Linked DNA regions of Mus musculus: region 1 is linked to region 2. The links are chromatin contacts, found by Hi-C in ENCODE. All regions are on one chromosome and are shown on one strand. Each heading gives the region's core, a stretch centred on a gene start or an enhancer-like site at or near the end of the contact. The rest is flanking DNA. Distances are from core to core; before and after follow the strand shown.

Evidence for each region. Hi-C counts contacts between places; a loop is a spot of excess contacts on that map.
Region 1: a loop to region 2 is called in a map of gastrocnemius, with 1.9 times the contacts of the local background. The contact joins the promoter of Znrf3 here to the enhancer-like site in region 2. A Hi-C loop is called at or near these places in 3 of 37 maps with a recorded cell type or tissue (gastrocnemius and mouse embryonic stem cell).

What each region holds. Positions count from the first base shown.
Region 1 is chr11:5,441,198-5,448,746 of GRCm38, reverse strand. Znrf3 (zinc and ring finger 3) reads left to right here and starts at 3,900. Exons shown (of 9, transcript NM_001080924.2): 1 at 3,900-4,359. The coding sequence starts at 4,069.
Region 2 is chr11:5,179,252-5,186,368 of GRCm38, reverse strand. No RefSeq gene overlaps it. Among named protein-coding and RNA genes, the nearest start is that of Emid1, 31 kb to the right of the region's middle. Within about 2 kb of position 3,798, at least 1 of the 3 ENCODE cell types and tissues checked has a DNase peak (open chromatin) inside an H3K27ac peak, as active enhancers do; it is gastrocnemius, where a contact is called at or near this core.

The sequences.
Region 1 (7,549 bases), core at 2,651-5,150, 260 kb before region 2:
TGCTTGTGCAGCACCCAGTGTGGGTTCTGCACACTGAATTCTTATCCTCTGCAAGAGCATCAAGTGCTATTAACCATCGAGCCAAGGATCGTAGGAATTCCCCCCAGTTCTGGAGATAGAACACAGGGCCTCCCCGCATGTGTATGGAGCACTAGTGCTCCCACTAAGCTACATCCCCAAGTGGCTCAAGTTACTTTCTATCTCCCTTTTCTGCCTGCCAGACTTTGGGGAAACTTGGTAAATACCTCAGTTTCTAAGTAACATTGTCTCTTGAGAGGCAGATCATGCTGTTTCTATGTTACTAGCCTGTGTCTTATTGATTGTATCTTGAAGCAGAGTTTGAACAATTAAATCCAATCAGGTATAGTATCACACACCTGCAATCCCAGTACTTGGAAAGCTGGTGGGGCAGGAAGATTGCTGGGAGGTAAGAGACCAGCTTGGGTTACACAGAGAGACCCTATTTGAGAAAACCAAATAGAAATAAAAATTATCTGTCTGTCTATCTGTCTATTTACTTGTATATGCATGGAAGTCATGTGTGAAATTCAAAGGATAACGTGTGGGAGTTGGTTCTTTTTCTCCAGCGTGTGGGTTCTAGGGAATGAACTCAGGTCAGCTGCCTTGGCAGCAAGCACCTCCTACCCCCAGCACCATCTTACTGGACCCAAACTAGGTTATTTTCTGACCCTTGTGTGCATTGTCATTGCTACTGAAGTTCTTAAGAGAAATATTGTTGCCGTTCTTCATTCTCAGAATTTATTTTGGTCCCATGAAGCCCAGTGCTCCTAGGCAGGTAATGCAAAGCTACCTTAACTGTCTGAAGGAGGAGAGGGGTGTGTGGTGATGAGCTCAGTAAGTCATGTAACCAATATTTATTAGGTGCCTATTCTGGACCACACAGCTTCAATCTAGGCAAGACCAAGGTCCTTGCCATTATAGCAAAGTGTGTTTAATGAGATCACTGAGCTGAATTTTTAAACAAGATTTCATTAAATGTGTCTAATGGGTGTTTTGCCTGCATATCTGTGCAACACACGAGTGCAGTGTCCTTAGAGCCAGAAGAGAGTGTTGGATTTCCCTGTAGAGGGCTGTGAGTTGTTATGTAGGTGCTGGGAACCAAACTTGGGTCCTCTGCAAGAGCAACAAGTGCTCTTTACCACTGAGCCTTTTGAAAATTCTGTCTCTGTCTCTGTCCCTCTCTGTCCCTCTGTCCCCCACCCTTCTCTTTCTCTGTAAATGTATGCCGTATGTGAACAGAAGAGAGGGTCAGATCCCATAAAGCTGGAGTCATAGGTGGTTGTGAGCTGGGGGCTGAGATATGACCTTGGATCCTCTCTTGACCCAAGGCTTCATTTTTGTTTGAGAAAAGGTCTTACTATGTAACTTTGCCTGGCCTGAGACACCTACGGAGACAAGGCTGGTCTTGAACTCATGGGTCCACCTGCCTCTACCTGCCCAGTGCTAGGATTAAAGCGAGCTCCACTACGTCAAGTACGAAAAGGCTTCAATTTTTAACAGCTGTATTGAGACGTCATCTATACACTGTAAAATCCATCTTTAGAAAATGTACAATTTGCCAGGCAGTGGTGGTGTACACCTTTAATCCCAGCACTTGGGAGGCAGAGGCAGGCAGATTTCTGGGTTCGAGGCTAGCCTGGTCTATAAAGTGAGTTCCAGGACAGCCAGGGCTATACAGAGAAACCCTGTCTCAGGGGGAAAAAAAAAAAAGAAAGGAAGGAAGAAAGAAAGAAAGAAAATGTACAATTTGGTGGTGGATTTCATGTATTTACAAAGAATATACTCATCACCATTTAATTACAGAATATTTTCGTTCCCCTTAAGGGAAATCCATTAATAGTCATACTACCCAATCCTCCTTCCAGTTCAGTATCTGGTGATCACTAACCTTTCCATTTTTCTATATTCTTGGCATTTCATACAAATGGAAAGGCTATATGCTTCACTGAGTATATTTTTGTCGCATTCATTCAATATTCAGTATTTTATTTGTCTTTGATTTTGTTATTTAAAATGCAATTGAAGATTGAAACTTTTTTTAATATATTTTTTCTAGATTTATTTATTATTATATCTAAGTACACTGTAGCTGTCTTCACATGCATCAGAAGATGGCATTAAATCTCATTACGGGTGGTTGTGAGCCACCATGTGGTTGCTGGAATTTGAACTTCGGACCTTTGGAAGAGCAGTCGGGTGCTCTTACCCACTGAGCCATCTCACCAGCCCCGATTGAAACTCTACCATGTTAAAAATTCGATTTTATTGTATGGATAGACCATATTTGCATATTCATTCACCAGTTCATGACTTCATACTTCTAAGGATTGCAACGCTAGCTATGCATGGCTATAATAATTGCTTTCCCCTTAAAGACTGGACTGTGCCAGGTGTGGTGGCACACGCCTTTAATCCCAGCACTCGGGAGGCAGAGGCAGGCAGATTTCTGAGTTAGAGGCCAGCCTGGTCTACAAAGTGAGATCTAGGACAGCCAGGGCTACACAGAGAAACCCTGTCTCGAAAAGACAAACAAACAAAAAAAAAACAAAACAAAACAAAAAAAAAGACTGGACTGTGCCTTAGTGGGTAAAGTCACAATCCTTGGAAATGACAGTGCTCCCGAGCAGTCAGTACTGATTAAGCTTGGCTTGGGGGAAACTAATGACTCTAGCTTTGTCAGTTACCTTCTGTGCCAAAGCTTTGGGTGGTCCAAACACAGTAACACAGTTCTGTGAATTTCTTTTCAATTGTATTTTCTATTCAACACATTGGCAAAACATTCCTTTTCAGTTTAAACTGTAACCTCGATGCGCTGATTACTCAAGGAAACACTCAATGACTTTTCTTTTTGTCTTAATATTTTGGGTGTGGTAGCAAGTAGAAGCAGATCACCCTAACCAAATATTTGCAAATATTTAAACAAAGCCATTCAGGTCAGGGAGGGAAGACGACTGAGGAAGTAGAAATTGAATGTGGCTTTTAAAGGAGGATTGTGAGTCTCATAGATTTGCTGAGAAAGGAAAAATCCTGTTCCAAAAAGGGGAAGAGAATTAAAAGTTTATCTTCTGGGTGACTGGGGACGTCTGGGTTCGGAGCACGTGTCTTTGGTATGTTTGGCAACCAGAAGTCTGTGCATTAAGCGTGTTGACTCTTCCGCCCTTCTGCACATGGTGAGATTTGAAGGGAGTGTTGGAGACGGTCTCCAGGGCTGCGGAAAGATGAACTCCATTAGAATCTAGATAACTTCTTCAAGTTCTCCGCCACCTGTCCTCACTCCTTTAGTTGAGGGTAACTGTCTATGTGACACCCACGTAAGAACTGGACGTGTCCCGGCGGGTTGCAAACTGCCACTGACCGCCCGGGGCCTTTCGCGGTCCCTGGAGGTGGTAGGGCGCGAGCACCGAGTGCGGGTGGCCAGCAGTGCCGGAGCTGCGGATGAAGCATCCTTGGACGGAAGGACGAGGCCTTTGACGCCCCAATGACTCTAATTGCGGCACCAAAGCAGGGTGCGCCGAGGGGGCGAAACCGCCCGGGAACAGGTTGAGGATCTTACTCTCCCCGTACTCCAGCAACTGCCAAGAGAAATGTCTGCCGCGGAGGGCGGAGTACAGACCAGGGGGCGTGGCTAAGAGGAAGGGGCGTGACCGAAAAAGACTACCTGGGCGGAGCAAGGGTGGAGGGGCGTGGCTAAGAACGGAGTCGGGGCGGGACTCAGTCGATTGGGCGGGGCGGGCGAGGCCTCTGGGCCCCGCCTCTCGCCGCAGGCGCGCCCGCCCCGCCTACCCGCTCCCCTCGGAGGTGGCCGCGGCCGAGCGCGGGGAGGGAGGGGAGAGCGGGTCACGACGCTGCGGGGGCGGGGATAACCCCTCACGTGGAGCAGATGAAAGGGCCGCGGCGCGACGGCCGGGGGAGCGGAGCAGAGCCTGCGACCCACAAAGCCGCCGCCGCCGCGATGGTGCTGTGAGGCGACCGCCCGCGCTCGGTCCTCCGCCGGCCCGCGACTATGCCCGGCCGCGCCCGCCCTCCGCGCCCTCCCGCCGCAGGACCATGAGGCCACGCTCGGGCGGGCGCCCAGGGGCCCCGGGCCGCCGCCGCCGCCGCCTCCGCCGCGGCCCCCGCGGTCGTCGCCTGCCGCCGCCGCCGCCGCTGCCGCTGCTTCTCGGGCTGCTGCTGGCGGCCGCGGGGCCCGGCGCGGCGCGGGCCAAGGAGACGGCGTTCGTGGAGGTGGTGCTGTTCGAGTCGAGCCCGAGCGGCGACTATACCACCCACACCACCGGCCTCACGGGCCGCTTCTCGCGGGCCGGGGCCATGCTCAGCGCCGAGGGCGAGATCGTGCAGGTAGCCACCCGGGCCCCGCGCTCCGCCGCCACAAGATGGCTCCGGGGGCTGCGCCCGCCGACCCCGCCGCGGGCTAGCGGGCGGGCGGGCGGGGGGGAGGCGCGGAGCCCGGCGGCATCCCTCCCAGGCGGGCGGGACGGGGCCTCCGGGGCACGGCGGCTGAGGCGAGCGCACGTGGGGGCTCGGCCTCCGGTGGGTGCACCGCGCCGGGGTGGGGGTGGGGACGCTGAGCTGGGCATGGGCGCCTGGGCGGCACTCTTGAGTTGGCGGGACGTTTTTCTCCCTCAGGTGAAAGTCCCGGGAACTACCTGTTGAATGCCAACTTTGCAAAGGCGAGACAAGTTGAAGGATGGAGCGACTTCTTAGAGGTCGCAGGCTTTGCTTTTCCATCCACGTTTGCTCCGTTTTCGGAGCGACCCAGTTGCCGGGGTGCACATCTTCAGGTTATTTTTGCTGAAATCTACTGGCAGCCTTACCTAGACACCAACCCTCTGGCAGGGCTCTGGACGGGCAGCAGCAGGAAGGGAGCAGGCGGAGCTGGCTGAGGAGTGGGAATTGGCAGAGCACTGTCGTGGCCGTGCCTCAGATTACAGGGGATGAGAAAGACCGCAGGCTCGCCCCTGGGTCAAGGACTAATACCGAAGAGGCCTGCAAACCCGAGCCAGGGTCTCTCACTGACAGGGCCTCCACCTTGCTCCAAATGAAAGAGGGCTGCGTCCCAAAGGAGGCTGGCTAGGGAGAGCTTTGAGCTGTCCCCAGTCTTTGAGGAGGGACTCTCAGTCGAAGCCTCAGCGGATGGATAGCTGCATAGATTTCCCGCTCCCTCGACGATGGTTTTTATCCACTACCATGTTCCAGGGCAGCGCACTTATGGTTGTTAGGCGCACCTCTGGTAGGAGTGATCTGATACGGTTGGCTCGTCTTTGAATCTTTTGGAACTTTAGAGGCCTATAGTTTGGATCTCCGGTGCTTTGCTCTTGGGTGAATTATGAAGAGAAAAGGGACTGTGTGGGATGACTTCAGAGCAGCTCCGAGTGTAGACAGGAGGGTGAAGCTGCACGCAGAGCTTTGAGTTGATGGGACACGGGCCAATACGGTGTAGCTCCTTAAAGGTGTGTGTCTTTCCAAAGCTGGAGGAGGACCCTATGGCTGTGATTAGAAAGCATTGTTTTGTGGTGCTCTTATTCTTATCTATAGAAAGCGAAATACATGTTTGACCAATTTCTGTGACTACAGATGTTGCTAACGGTGCTGTTCTCCCCCCCCCCATGTTATTGTTACTGTCATTAATATACAAGCTTTAGAGAGGATGCTTGGCTGAAGATACCTAAACAACTCTATTGCAGGCTTTAAGAAGAGTTTGAATTTTAAGTCTTGCTTCTTGTGAGTCCTTGTCGTTCTTTGAGGCTTTCCCTGTGCCCTGATGGCTTTAGAAATGTTTGATTTACAGCCTTGAGGGTGGGGGTTGCAGCTGAGGGGAGTATGTTTTAACGTGGCACTTCACTTTTTGAAGGAGACTTTTGAAGTTTGAGATTTTTATCTGCAGTGTTTAAACTTGAGCCATTCTCTGTGGTAGTTTGTCTGGGGAGCTATTCATTATGCATAATGCTGTGCTTTGCAGATATTCTTGGGTTCACTATTTAATACAAAATTAGCAGTTTAAACACACCATTTGTAACTATTTTATCCTGACAAGTAGAGAGATAATGTGTGAGTTTGGCAGGACTCTGTTCTCTTGAGAAGTTTTTGAAGTGCTTATCTAATTCTTTTGTAGTCTACTAGACTCGCACCTCCCTTTCAAATTAAGTCAACAGTCACTAAGGGGAGAAAAATGACTTAAATGGTATTTAATAAGTTTACCTGTTAAGCAATCACTAATGATGTCCTTAATTCCTTTATAACTGCAGTGATATTGGTGGGCTTATCTGAACTCCCTGAAGAGATAGTTTGTCATTGGTACACTCCATAGCTTTAATAACTTTGTTGTGGTCATCCATGTGTCCAGACAAGCACAGTGTGGCTTTCAGAGCTGTGTGTGTACACACAGACCGGCATGCTTTTATTTGTTCTGTGAATACTGCCAGACTAAAGGAACTCTTGTAGCTCCTGCCTACCAGCTCTGGAATAAGTTTTGTAAGGAAAGCCAATGTTTTAGGATTGCTGAGAGGGAATATAATGAGAGCATGTGTAATAAAAGTGTAGAAGAAACAAAGCCAGTCTTTAATTTCAGATTAATCATGTTTTCTAAGTACTCATTGAACTTTTAAAAACCACCTTTTGTTTTATCACCTGAAAAACTTCATGTTTTGCCCTTTAATGAACGTTTTATGGTCTTCTGTTTATTTTCTGATAACTAGAACTAAATAGTAGTATGTAGGTAACATTGCTTTTATTCTCAGTGTGATTCTATAGCAATATTGTTCTTAATTGGGAAGAGAGGAAAAAAGCTGTTTGAATGTTTCACTTTAAAAATTATAAGAAATATTTTGTAGTACTGACTTTTTTTCCTGTTACTTGCCAATGAATGTGTGTGTGTGTGTGTGTGTGTGTGTGTGTGTGTGTGTGTATGTACACACACACACAATAGATTACTTATCATAGTCTGGTCAGCCCAAGGACCTGTTGAGTATTTATCATGGGTTAGGGTAGGAGGAAGCCTGGCTGTGTGTGCTTGTTGAGGAGTGGGATTAGTAGTTCAGACTTTGGGATGTGTGTATTGTAGGTGTAAATTAATTATCCCAAGGTCATTAGTTTAGTCTGTATGAAGACAGGGTTGTTTGTGTGTGTTTGATTTTTTTTCTTCTTTTCTATTTTGATATTTCCAGTTGTGAAAATTGTGAATAGACTATTTAGATGTGAAATTAGTTGCTTTTATTATCACGCAGCAGCATTAGCCTGTTTGCATCTAAGCAGGTCAGGCATATAGCTAAGCACTAGAAGAATTACCCTTTTACTGTACTTTTGAAGTGTGGACCTCTAAAGAACTTTCAGACATACTGGTACATATTTCATCTTTAAACCAACGTGTTGATGTTAATGAAATTATTATCTGAAACTTTTAAACTTGTCTGCACACATGGTTGGTGTTGTTAAATAAGGGGCCTGATTAAACACTGGCTAGTGGTGTGTAAATTGGCTAAACCAACAAGAAAATTTGCATGGCTAGAAATGAAAGCTTGTTTTAAAGTGG
Region 2 (7,117 bases), core at 2,549-5,048:
GCTGAACGGGAGGCAGGGATATTGTATACAGCTGAACGGGAGGCAGGGATATTGTATACAGCTGAACGGGAGGCAGGGATATTGTATACAGCTGAACGGGAGGCAGGGATATTGTATACAGCTGAACGGGAGGCAGGGATATTGTATACAGCTGAACGGGAGGCAGGGATATTGTATACAGCTGAACAGGAGGCAGGGATATACACAGCTGAACAGGAGGTGAGGTTATTATATACAGCTGATCAAGAAGTGGAATTATTACACAGAACTAAATAAGGAGGCAGGGTTTATGATGTACAACTGAATGAGGAGGCAGATTTAGTTCATCTCTGTAGGAGCAGGCTCTGTAGGGGAGCTGGCTGCAGGCTGTAAGCAGCCGGGCAGAGAATGCTACGTAGACATTTTCTGTGCATATTGTCAACATTCACCCTTGACCTGAGGAAGGCTTTGGGTCCCTGTGAGCCTTCTTGCCGCAGAAGGCCTTCTACTCCATGGAGCTAAGGCACTGGGGTCCTTGGCATGGCCACGTGGATGTCAGCAACACCTAGTCACGCAGAATGTCGCTCACTTTCTGCACTCACCTACTGAGCCCACCCGGTGGCCGGTGTTCAGGAGTGTGCTTGTTTGGGGAGACAGGGTTTCTCTGTGTAGCCCTGGCTGTCCTCGAACTCACTCTGTAGACAAGGCTGGCCTCGAACTCACAGGCATCGGCCTGCCTCTGCCTCCTGGATGTTGTAATGAAAGACAAGCACCTCAGCGAGTAAAAGCGCTTGTCCCACACCTGACAGTCCTGGGAGCCACATGGGAAAAAGGGAGCAGCAGTCCCCACAGGCTGTCCTCTACCCACACAGACATAAGTTCCATGGTGTGCCCGTGCACCCCGCCCCCGTAAGTGTAATAACATTTTAAATGTAATAATAAGATGGCCACCAAAATTTCCACCAGCAAGATGACAAGCGGGTAAAAGTGCTTGCCACGCAAGCCTGGCACCTAATGTCAATATGCAGAACCCATGAACTCCCAAAACTTGTCCTCTGGCCTCCACATGCATGTGCATACGAGTGTGTGCGCGCTCGCGCGCGTGTGTGTGTGTGTGTGTGTGTGTGTGTATGTGTGTGTGTGTGTGTGTGCGTGTGTGCGCACGCGTGCGCACAGAACATTTTCAAAAAGAAACTTCAATTTTCCAAAACTTAGATGATATCATAAGCTACTGTGTTGACTTTTGCCCCCCAATAGTGAAGCACATGTGAGAGTCCTCCACCCAGGAGCCATGCAATAGCAGGCGCCTGCCCACACCCACAGGCCTTTGCTTGCTCGCAACCCTGCTGTTCACTACTTAATCCCTGCGGCAACTGCACGGATTAGGTCTTGTTTCTGTCCCCACTCAGATGGGAGAAACATGGCTCTGAGAGTTTAAATATCTCATCCATGAAGCACTAGAATCAGGCCTGACCCATCCTCCAGCCTGCTTGGTTTCCTGAGAGACAGCATGGCTGAGTCTGGGTTGTGGGAAATGGGAAGGAGCAATAGAGCGGGGAGCTGAGGGGACCCCCCCACCCCCAACACACACACACACACACACACACACACGCGCACACACACACACACACACACACACACACACACACACGCGCGCGCACACACACACACACACACGCACGCACGCACGCACACACACACACACACACACGCACGCACACACGCACTCGTGCCTTCCTGTGCATCCTGGCCCGAGAGAGCCCTAAGGAGAGAGGCTCTCCTCCCACAGTCTGCTCTGCCTCGGTCTCTCCTCAGGGGTCTGCCCAGCAGCTAGGGCAGCTGGCTCTTGGGGTTGTCTGTTCCCGCCCCACCCCCAGCTCCAAGCAGGAACCCAGACCCAGGACAGCTGGCCGCCCCACACTGTTTTCCAGAACCCAGGTTCTTTTAATTATAACCAGTTTGCCATCCTCAGCAATTCTTTGTTTCCCTCTTCTAATACCCGTGAGTTGGACTCCGCCCCCAGAGCCTCCCAGCCAAGCCCTGGGTTAAAATCATTTCCTTCCCACGCAGAGACCCCTCCAGTCTGTTAGTCTGTTAGTGGGTGAGGCACGGCGGGATTAACCACAGGGCCCTCTCCATTTTTGGTTATTTGCTAAGGCTGGGACTCTCCCTCCCAGAAACTCTCCTAGTCTGAGTCTATGACTGGGGACAAAGCAGAGCTGAAGAGTGCAGGACATGGGCTTGATGTCACACCTTGTGCGTGTAACATTAGCCAAATCACCTTCTTCTGCCAGGGAAACCAGGGATTTCCTACCAGAGACACATGACTGCGGACCTAGACTCGAGGGTCTGCTGCTACCGCTGGTTCCCAGACTCCAGTCAAGTGACCTTCTCTTCCAGCCCCTGAGCGCCTCCCACCCCCACGCCACTGCCCATGTGGTAAATTGGTTGAGCACAGCCTCATGTGGTGCACCAGAAATCCCTACATTTGGGAGGCTGAGAAAAGACGTGAGTTCAATCCCAGATTACGCCCTGTTAGTCAATGGAATACCTCATATTTAACTTGGCCGCTGCAGGCAATACCTGTGCTTTTTCTTTTTCTGATTTTGTTTGTTTGTTTGTTTGTTTGTTTGTTTGTTTGAGACAGGGTTTCTCTGTGTGGTCTGGTTGTCCTGGAACTCACTCTCTAGACCAGGCTGGCCTTGAACTCAAAGATTTGCCTGTTTCTGTCTCCCTCCTAAGTGCTGGGATCAAAGGTGTGCACCAACACACCCAGTCTTTTAAAAGTTTCATGTGCACTGGTGTCTTGCCTGCGTGCATGTCTGTGTGAAGAACTGGAATTTTATAGACAGTTCATGTAATGTACTGGTTTCCCCTCCGGGTGCTGGGAATTGAACCTGGGTCATCTAGGAAGAACAGCCCTTGCTCCTTTCTAACTGCTGAGCCATCTCTCCAGCCCTGGCCTCTGTATTCTTAATACAGATAGATTTTAGCAGTAACTAAGGATCGAAGACAGGAGGGGACCTGTTGTCGTAATGGATACATGGCCCATAGTCCCTATTCTTGTGGTTTGATTGATTTTTTTATTTTTTTAAAAAAGGGATCTCATCCAGATGAGACTGGCTTTGAACTTGCGATGTAGTCGAGGTTGGCCTTGAACCTGATTCTCTCCTATTTCCATCTCCTGAGTTCTGGGATTACAGATTTGTGCCTCCATGCCCAGCCATCAGTCCCTATTCTGCAAATAAGAGCTGAGTCACAAACCAGACTTCATGGGACTTTAGGTGATCTTGTTCTGGGGCAGGGGAAGGGAGGGGGCTGGCCTTGTATCGGATGACAAGATGACAAGCCAACAACACGTCCATAAGGGCAGTGTGCTTCTGAGAAAAGAACTGACCTGGTTCCTGTCAGTGACTGCTTTCCCCTCAGTGCATTCAATACATGCTGTGTGTGTGTGTGTGTGTGTGTGTGTGTGTTGGGCAGGAATGCCATGCTGTGTGTGTGTGTGTGTGTGTGTGTGTGTGTGTTGGGCAGGAATGCCATGCTGTGTGTGTGTGTGTGTGTGTGTGTGTGTGTGTGTGTGAGAGACAATCAGAGGACAACTTGCATGTGTTGGTTTTCTATTTCACAAGGTGGTTCCTAGAGTTAGAATTCAAGTTGTCCGATTGGCAGCAATCTCCTTTACCTGCTGAGCCATCTCGGTGGCCCTCTCCACTGCACCCGGGGCTGGCCAGCAAGCCAGGCCTTCCTGCCTCTGCCTCCTCAGGCCTGGGCTGCTGGTGTGAGCAGGTGTCTGGCTTTCTTACATGGGTGTGGATCTGGAACTCGGGTCTTTATGCTTGCTCAACAAGCACTTTCCCAGTTGAGCCAAACCCTCAGGCCCACAGCCCCACGGAGTGTCTCCTGCCTGCCATCTCAGGGCTTAATCTACCTTGCTGCTCCTGTTCCTTCAGAGAATTGCATTATCATTTGCTTCAGTTAAGGCAGTGGTTCCCAACCTTCCCAGTGCTGCGACCCTTTAATACAGTTTCCCATGTTGTGGTGACTCCCCAACCGTAAAATTGTTTTCATTACTACTTCATAGCTGCTGTTACTGTGATGAATCTTAGTGTAAATATTTTTGGAGCTGGACGGTTTGCCAAAGGGGTCTCGACCCACAGGTTGAGAACCACTTAATTAAGGGCCCAACCACAGAAAAACTTGAATGACCTTCATCTCCTTCAAGGCCCCAGGTGGGCAAACAGACGGGGTGAAGCACCTGGCCCAGCTGGCAGCCATGCTCAAGACCTGCAAGGCGCTGGCAGCCTCCACCCTGCAGAAGCCCTCGCCTCTGCAGCCTTGCTCACCAGCGCCTCCCTGTGGTGAGATCTGAGATTGTGCGGAAATGAAAGCTCGACTCGAGCTTCCAGGTAACCTGCATCCTCCGTTGAAGTCTTGGCCTCCAGGTCCTAAGCCTGGACATTGACTTTGCCCTTCTCCTTCTCAGGATGACAGAACCTCTCACACTTGGAGGTCATTTTCCGTTGCTCTGACCTTATTGTTGTGGTGTATTCGCCCGAGAAGACTGCTCTGGTCTCTAAGTCAAAAGAAAGCCAGCCTGCGACTACACTGGGTGTTTGGGATCCCAGTGTAATCTGGAGCTTTTCTCAGCTGAGCTTTTATGCACAAAAACAAACAAACAAGCAAACAACCATGACCTGGGTTGACATACTTCAGTTAACAAGAACAGTTAGCCATACGTGGAACTTCAGAAGCCATAAAATAAGGTTAGTACTGTTAGAGACCTTCCCAGAACTAAGGGCTTTGATGGATTTGATCTTTGTTTATGTTTGGGTTTTGTTTGTTTGTTTGTTTGTTTGTTTCTTGAGAAAGCGTCTCTCTGTATATAGCCCTGGCTGTCCTGGAACTCACTCTGTAGACCAGGCTGGCTTTGAACTCACACACTCACAGAGCTCAGCCTGACTCTGCCTCCTGAGTGCTGAGAGTAAAGCATGCGCCATCACTGCCCAGCTGGATCAGGTCTTTGTTTTGGTGTTGGCAGGTGGTGCTGTCTGCATGCTGAGTCTTCCAGCCAGAATGGCACTTCCATCATGGAGTCAGCTGTGTTACAGTCTGGGACCTGTTACACTATAAGACTTATCACCGTCCCCTCACACTGCCCACGGGTTTATCAGTTCGTGTCTCTGTAACAAATAGCCAACAGAAACAAGGGGGGAAGAGTCTTTCCTTCATGGTTTCTGAAGTCCAGTTCCTTACACTGAAGAAGGCACAGTGGGGAGTTGTGGTTACAGAGGCGAGGACAGGAAAGGGTTCATTTAGAATGAGGCTTGGAGCCAGAGCAGGTTTTGAAGAGCACTCTTGCTGCCCATCAGAGAGCTCAGCCCATCAGCAAGAGCATGATCGTCCATGCCTCATCTGTGTTGCTGACACAGGTATCAGGACCTCTACAGGAAGAAATCACATTACATAACAGTCTTATGTCTTCCATATTTCTTCAGTTTTGTCTCTTAAAAACATTTATATTTGTGTGTGTGTGAGAGAGAGAGACTTTGTGCGTTTTTGTACACTGAATGCATGCACACAGCCAGAAGAGGGTGTCAGGTCCCTGGAAACTGGTGGTACAGGTGGTTGTGAGCCACCATGCGGGTACTAGGACCTGAATCCTCTATGAGTGCAGCCAGTGCTCTCTCAACTGATTCGTCATCTCTCCAGCACCATTGTCTTATTTATTATTGTGTGTGTGTGTGTGTGTGTGTGTGTGTGTGTGTGTGGTGGGGTGCTGGGGTGGCAGGTATGTGCATGTAAGTGTATGTATCTTCTGGAGGTGGACTTAGAGGTGGTTGTAAGCCATCCAATATGGGAGGGTGCTCAGCAAGTGCAGTTACTCCTACCTGCTGAGCCTCCCTCAGCCCCTTTAAAGAAGGCCTTGTTAGGCTGCCCAAGTTAAAGAGTGCACACGTGCATGACTGTGTGTGTATAGGCACTAAAGCCCCAGCTAGGCTGTCAGTGAGCACCTCTGGAGGGGCATGAGGAGGAAGGGGATTGGGGAGCACCAATGGAGGGGCAGGAGGAGCACGGGAGCATTCCCACTTTATTTGATGTGTTTATATGTGGCTCAAGTAGTTTGCATTTATGAACTACATGTGCCATTTTGAAAATACAATGACATTGATCTTTAAAAAGGATGGGAGGCACAAGAAAGCAAGGGCAATCTAAGTGTCCCCGTCATTCAGAAGAAAGCAGCCATGTGTGTTTCCAGAGCACCAAGGAGAATATGTGCCCTGCTTGGACAAGTCACCTGGAGGTGTTCCAAAGCTACTGGTCTGGACCCATTTTGCGGTCCTGCATTACTTATGCCACTGTCCTGCCTCACCCCAAGTCACCCCCAGAGACACCTGCTGAGACAAACAAAGCTTGTCCCCAAAGCCAGCAGAATGTTCAGTTACTAGACCAAAAGTCCTTTTCTTTGAAAACTACAAAATAAACATCTCCAGCCCCATCCTTCCTCCCCATGTGCTGGCAGTCCAAGTTTATGTCTTTGGAAAGAGAAAGGAGAACAAGAAAAGAGAGGGGGGAAAAAAGAGCTCCAGCAAGCTCCCCTGTCCTCCCAAGCAGATGGCACCAAGTCAGTAATGAACTCTCCACATTTGGGACGTTTGATCTACCAGTGGGTCTGCAGCAAGCGGGAAAGCTGCTGAGGGAGGCTTCAAGGCCACGGGATGCTCTCTGGAAGGATGCTGGCAGCGTCTTTTAAATTGAATCAGGCTCTAGGGACCTATCGCCAGAAAGCTTCCCACACCAACCCTCGAGGCGCAAACACAAGAGTGCAGGGCTGACTTGCAGCCTTGATGGTTTGTTAACACCTGAGGGACTGTTTCTGGCTAAGCAGGACAAGTATACGATTTCATTTAACCCTGAGGGGCAGCAGTCACAGTCAGGCCTTCTCTGGGGTGTAACCAGGGACTGAGAAGGCCAGCTGTCATCAAATGCACCCTGACTATGAAATTCTGTCACCAAAGGCTCAGCCTTCTCTCTCTCTCTCTCTCTCTCTCTCTCTCTCTCTCTACCTGGGACTGAGCCCAGAGAGCGGAATTTGTTCCTAAGCGTCCATGTTTGGCAGTTTTTTGTCTCTGTAACA